Regions from separate parts of the Homo sapiens genome. Here region 2 is linked to region 1. Evidence: read pairs that join two places in POLR2A ChIA-PET (ENCODE). Cell type or tissue: CD4-positive, alpha-beta T cell. All regions are shown on one strand. Each heading gives the region's core, and the rest is flanking DNA. Links, peaks and the distances in the headings are about the cores only.

What was found. Peaks named below come from ENCODE experiments on the same cell type or tissue, not always from the same donor. Only the 100,000 strongest peaks of a DNase experiment are listed, where the experiment ranks them.
Region 2: POLR2A ChIA-PET joins it to region 1 with 5 read pairs; 1 of 35 experiments calls an interaction of 5 or more read pairs at or near these places.

Annotation. Positions count from the first base shown.
Region 1 is chr6:131,280,390-131,283,193 of GRCh38, reverse strand. It overlaps AKAP7 (A-kinase anchoring protein 7), which reads right to left. Exons shown (of 8, transcript NM_016377.4): 8 at 1-1,664. The coding sequence ends at 1,468. Among named protein-coding and RNA genes, the nearest start is that of AKAP7, 150 kb to the right of the region's middle. RefSeq lists enhancers at 845-1,353, 1,354-1,862. In CD4-positive, alpha-beta T cell, for the core only: no CTCF peak of the experiment used is centred there; a DNase peak (open chromatin) is centred at 1,483; H3K4me3 peaks cover 1,156 bases; H3K27ac peaks cover 2,323 bases.
Region 2 is chr6:131,442,441-131,445,244 of GRCh38, reverse strand. LOC105378005 (a long non-coding RNA gene) reads left to right here and starts at 1,449. Exons shown (of 5, transcript XR_942996.3): 1 at 1,449-1,537; 2 at 1,786-1,879. In CD4-positive, alpha-beta T cell, for the core only: no CTCF peak of the experiment used is centred there; a DNase peak (open chromatin) is centred at 1,424; H3K4me3 peaks cover 1,569 bases; H3K27ac peaks cover 226 bases.

The sequences.
Region 1 (2,804 bases), core at 196-2,695:
CATGTATTCCTTAAGAAATGAAAAAGCAGAACAACATTTTGATCAGTGAAAAATATTATAAGGATATATAAAACATTCTTAACCAGTGATCGCAATAATTACATTTATAAATGTTCATTCAAGTACTATTGTTCAATAAACATTCAAATTCTCATTAAAAGTAACACTAGATGTAGACACACCTGGACAACGCTTCTTTTGATTTAGCAACAATTGTGTCAACAGGAGGCAAGTGACCCTTAAAATACTGTTGTTGGCTCTGTTTTATTCTGTTTGTGAATGATTTGTTCACAGTCTGTATGTTTTTTTCTGCAAGGACCCGAGAAATATCTCACAACAGCTAATTAAGAAATCATTTCTATAAAATAACTCTCAATATTACAGAAACAGATATTCTAAAACACAAGTGTAGCTCAAAAAATAATTGGGCAGAATCAATTTTCTTTGGCAAGAAATTGCTAATTCCTCACCAAATGTTGGTTTGCTGTTGTGCAGACACTATCAGAAACTTCTTTGGTGTTTACCAAAGAGCTACTTAATAAGCTGAAAAGATTTCATAAGCTATGTTGTCACAATCGCAATGTAGAGCTTATGTCAAAGTTGTGCTGAAATCAACGTCATTTGCTGAATTACTGTTGTTAATAAGTCTTCCTTCAAAAAGCTCCCTCCTAATTCTGGCCTGAGTCTCAGGCTTTAATAAAAGTTCCTTTATCTGTTTCACTTTGGACTTCAGACCCATCGTTTCTCGATGCAAAGCTTCATTAATTAAGTCTCGAATTCCAATAGGTTTCTTGCCTAAGAAAAAAAAATTATATAATAACATTTCATTAAATATGGCATACTGACTTATCAAAATAGGATTTTAAAAAAACTTTAAAATGTTGCCCACATTTTATAGAAAAGGTTGCATTTCACCAAAAATATATCATTTACATGAAACATAATTTACTATAAATAAAGATCACACTGCATAGCAACAGCACACTTAGGACAAACATGAAACATTATGGACTAATTGTACAGATGACAATTCCAACAGTGATTATTTTAAACTTAGCACTTGATAGCTGTGTGTGAGAGTTCTGGCCTCAGATAAAGTAGTCAAATGCCCTGCTAAGCAATATAAATGGCAGTATTCCATTGATGGCAAGGCCTCTTTCTCGGCCTTTAATTTGCGTCCAGGAGGCATAACCCAAAGTTCCCTTTCCCTTGTGCGTGGCTGAGGGCGAATGAAACTTGGGCCATTCTTCTTTCATCAATTAATTTCCTCTGCCAGTCCCAGCACTCCATTTTTCTTCTGTTGTGTTTCAGCAATGCGAACACATCGATCATGAAAAGTATTAGGCAATCTTCACAGATTGCACCAGAGAAACTTAACTTAAACAGCACGCTGCAAGTCAGTCCCTAGACTCAGCAGAGGGAAGCAGGGAGGCTTTGCACAGAGACATGGGGGCCTGCGTTCCGGGCTCATTTCCTGTTGTTCTCATTGTCATTGCCATTCTGATCAGCTGCTTCGGTTTTCACAGAGCTCCCCTCCCCCGGCTTGTTTTTATTCTGTGTTTCCTCCAGATACTGCTGGACAGCCTTGAGCACCGCGTTCTCCACCAGCCTCTTACTGAGCCTTACTAGTTCAGCGTCATCGGGCTCCCCTCCGTTCTTTTCACCTACATTCCACAATAGAGAAGAGAGGTCACTGAGATCACATTGCCATAGAAACTTGGCATGCAGGGGCCGGCTAGTTCCATTGGTTAAAAAGAGCAAGTGTAAATTGGATCTATAAATTCAAGAACAGTGGGTTGGCTTTTCATTTGGTATTTGCAGAAGCAGGAGCCTGTCTATTCCTGAAGGCTTCAGATTGAAAAGTAGTTCATTAGTCCCAATCTAGACAAGCTCTACCTACCAATGCCGGATGTTTCCCATTTATATGTGAATTTCTGTTCTTCTCTCATCCAAGGCTAATTACTACTACTAACGTCCATGTCCCCACCACGTGGAGTCTCAGACATGTGAATTCACTAAGTAGGCCTATGTCTGCTTCTCATTCTCGAATATCAAATATCAGGTCATCAAGATTTCCCTAGCATCTCATTACTTAAGATCACTAATTTAAAAATGCTTGGCCTATAGGTTGGTTGTTAATAAATGCTCAGTGCTGCCTTGAAGATAAAGGCAGTTACTACCACTAGGAATTGGTTTAAAGTAAGCTTGTAAGACTAATATTTTTTTTAATCCCAGTGCTATCACTGCAATTTAAGAAATAGGAAATTCTTTAAAGAAAAATTAGGATTATGATGATAAATTACTAGATGTAAATATTTTATGGTCATTTTACTTCCCTGGGAGTGATAATCCAGGTCTAATTATTCCATCTTTCATTTTATTCTAAAAGAGCTGGTTCCCAACTATTCTCATGCTACACATTTCCCAGTCACTCTCTTTCAGACTCCTTTAACTGGGAAAAGGAACTAAGGGGCTCCTTCCCCAGTTAAGGGAGACAAAGAAGAGAGTGACCATTCAGTGCTCAATCTCCTCCCATCGAGCTGGGGACCCAGGAAAGAACAAGGTTGGAAGCAAAGAAGTCACAGGATGCTCGCACATTAAGATCAGCTCAGTTTTGCAAGATTACCCATGGGTTCTAGAAGGCAAAGCCAGTGAGTGTTGCACTTGCATCTCTGGGTCTGAGACAGGCAGATACAAAGGGTGTGAGCTGGAAGATGGACACTGTTTCCTGTACTCACATGTAATAGGGATTGAAGAACAGAAGCAGGTATGCCAAGGGTGAGAACTGGCCCCCAACCTTGCTT
Region 2 (2,804 bases), core at 275-2,774, 160 kb before region 1:
GTATCTGTTGTTTCCTGGCTTTTAATGATCGCCATTCTAACTGGCGTGAGATGTTATCTCATTGTGGTTTTGATTTGCATTTCTCTAATGACCAGTGATAATGAGCTTTTTTTCCCATATGTTTGTTGGCCTCATAAATGTCTTCTTTTGAGAAGTATCTGTTCATATCCTTCAACCACTTTTTGATGGGATTGTTTGTTTTTTCTTGTAAATTTGTTTAAATTCTTTGTAGATTCTGGATATTAGCCCTTTGTCAGATGAATAGATTGCAAAAGTTTTCTCCCATTCTGTAGGTTGCCTGTTCACTCTGATGGTAGTTTCTTTTGCTGTGCAGAAGCTCTTTCATTTAATTAGATCCCATTTGTCAATTTTGGCTTTTGTTGCCATTGCTTTTGGAGTTTTAGTAATGAAGTCTTTGCCCATGCCTGTGTCCTGAATGGTATTGCTTAGGTTTTCTTCTAGGGTTTTTATGGTTTTAAGTCTTACATTTAAGTCTTTAATCCATCTTGAGTTAATTTTTGTATAAGGTATAAGGAAGGGGTCCAGTTTCAGTTTTCTGCATGTGGCTAGCCAGTTTTGCCAACACCATTTATTAAATAGGGAATCCTTTCCCCATTGCTTGTTTTTGTCAGGTTTGTCAAAGATCAGATGGTTGTAGAGGTGTGGTGTTATTTCTGAGGCCTCTGTTCTGTTCCATGGGTCTATATATCTGTTTTGGTATCAGTACCATGCTATTTTGGTTACTGTAGCCTTGTAGTATAGCATGAAGTCAGGTAGCGTGATGCCTCCAGCTTTGTTCTTTTTGCTTAGGATTGTCTTGGCTATACGGGCTCTTTTTTGGTTCCATGTGAAAGTTAGAGTGGTTTTTGCTAATTCTGTGAAGAAAGTCAATGGTAGCTTGATGGGGAAAGCATTGAATCTATAAATTACTTTAGGCAGTATGGACATTTTCACGATATTGATACTTCCTATCCAGAGGCTCAATTTTTGTAGTGTCGGTTCTGATGGTCCAAGTTTAAGTTATAAGACTTTCCCACATTCAGCTCTTAAGTCACATTATCAGATGTCTGTGCCTGCGACATACATCAACTGATACAAACAAAGGAAGAGCAAACAGAATGATATTCATTAATTCAATAAATATTTAGAGAGCATCTTGAATATTTAAGTGTTCAAGATGCTGGGGAAGGCAGTGGATAAACTTCCTGCCTTCTTGAAGTTTACTCTCAGGTGGAAGGCCCAGAAAATAAGCAAATAGACAAACAAAAATTAACATATGAGGCAGAGATAGGCGCACTGAAATACAGCAGGGGTTGGTAGGGGAGCTGTGAGCTATGTAAGGAGGATGATCAGGGAAGGACTCTGAGGATGCAATCTTACAACAAAGACCTAAAGGAAGTGAGAGAGTGAGCCCTGCACAGATATGGTGAAGTCATTTCCTGGTAGAGAGAACAGCAAGTGACAAGACTGAGGCAGGCAGAGTGGCCGAGCGGGGTAGAGGGGCTGGAGACAGCAGTCATGTGGATGTTTTGGCACAGTAAGGGCTTTGCATCCATTCTAAGTGTGGTGGAGTGGGAATCAGTTTTCTGTCTCTCCAGGAGGAGAGTGGCTTGCAGGTAGTTAGTCCTCCTTGGTCAGTAGCCACCAAAACCTACCTCCCTCCGGTGGAGGCAGAGATTACCCACTCCCAGGTCCCAAGACTATGTGTTTGCCTCCCTTGGACCAGAAGATGAATTTCCTGCAAACCAACACTTGGAGACCTTCAAAGGTCCTGATTTCTTCCAGCAGGGGTCTGAAGGAGCCTGATTGTTGAAGCAAAACTTCCCGTTTACCTACTGATTGGAGGGTTTTTGAGCATCTGGAAGCCAGAACAAAAATGGTGAGTCAGGTTTTGAATCCATTTTCCCAAGGCCTTAAATGCCCTCAATGGATGGATGATGGCATTCAGAAGGGAATAAAGAAGGTCATTGCAGGGGAACACTGAGCAATCCCAGGGTTGGGGCATGCAGGCACCATACACGCTGCCTAGGGAGGCCTCACTGCCTGGGCCCAAGAGGTTCTGCCTTGCTCTTTAACGCTTCTTCTTTCTCTCTGCCTTACGCTCTCCTCTAAGCCCTCACTTTCTGTTGCCCCTGTTTATAACCCTTCTTGAGGGTGTACTACTGCTGTGTTTTTTCTTTCTAAGTTGGTGCTGAGGTGTCTAGAGAGCACCTATAAACTGTAGCCCCAGCCAGGCATGGGGGCTCACACCTTTAATCCCAGCACTTTGGGAGGCAGATGCCTTCTGGGGAAAGCAATAATCTCCATTAATTTAACATGTACCAGATTTCTCTTTAGGTATAGAATTATAGGGGTGTACATTTGAACAGAGAGCAAGGAAAACACTAGGATCATGGGCTAAGCAGCGAGTTCAGGAAGGAAAAACAAAAAATGTTTTGTGCTTGTGTTGTGCCTTAGGAGAGGAGGCCCATGGGCATAACTGGGTGGAGGTTTTAGTGTCTGGGTGAAGTGGGCTTGGCATGCAGGCAGGGAGCGAAGTCATCTCCAGCACTGAGATTTCAGGCCAGAGAGATGTCATCTGAGATGTGTGACTACAGTGTCCTTTTCAAGTGGGTACCCACTTGAGTTGATGTGGGCCTCTGGGTTGTAAACTAAAAACCCCCCAAACCAGTAGTAAGAGGTCACTAGTGGGGTCTGTGCTGCACCTGACAGGGCTTTTGTGGGGGGTGGAAGTTTACATTCTGCAGGGTTCCATATCAGATGGGCAGCAGCCTGGCCTGTGGGACAACAGTTCAGCAGTCCCT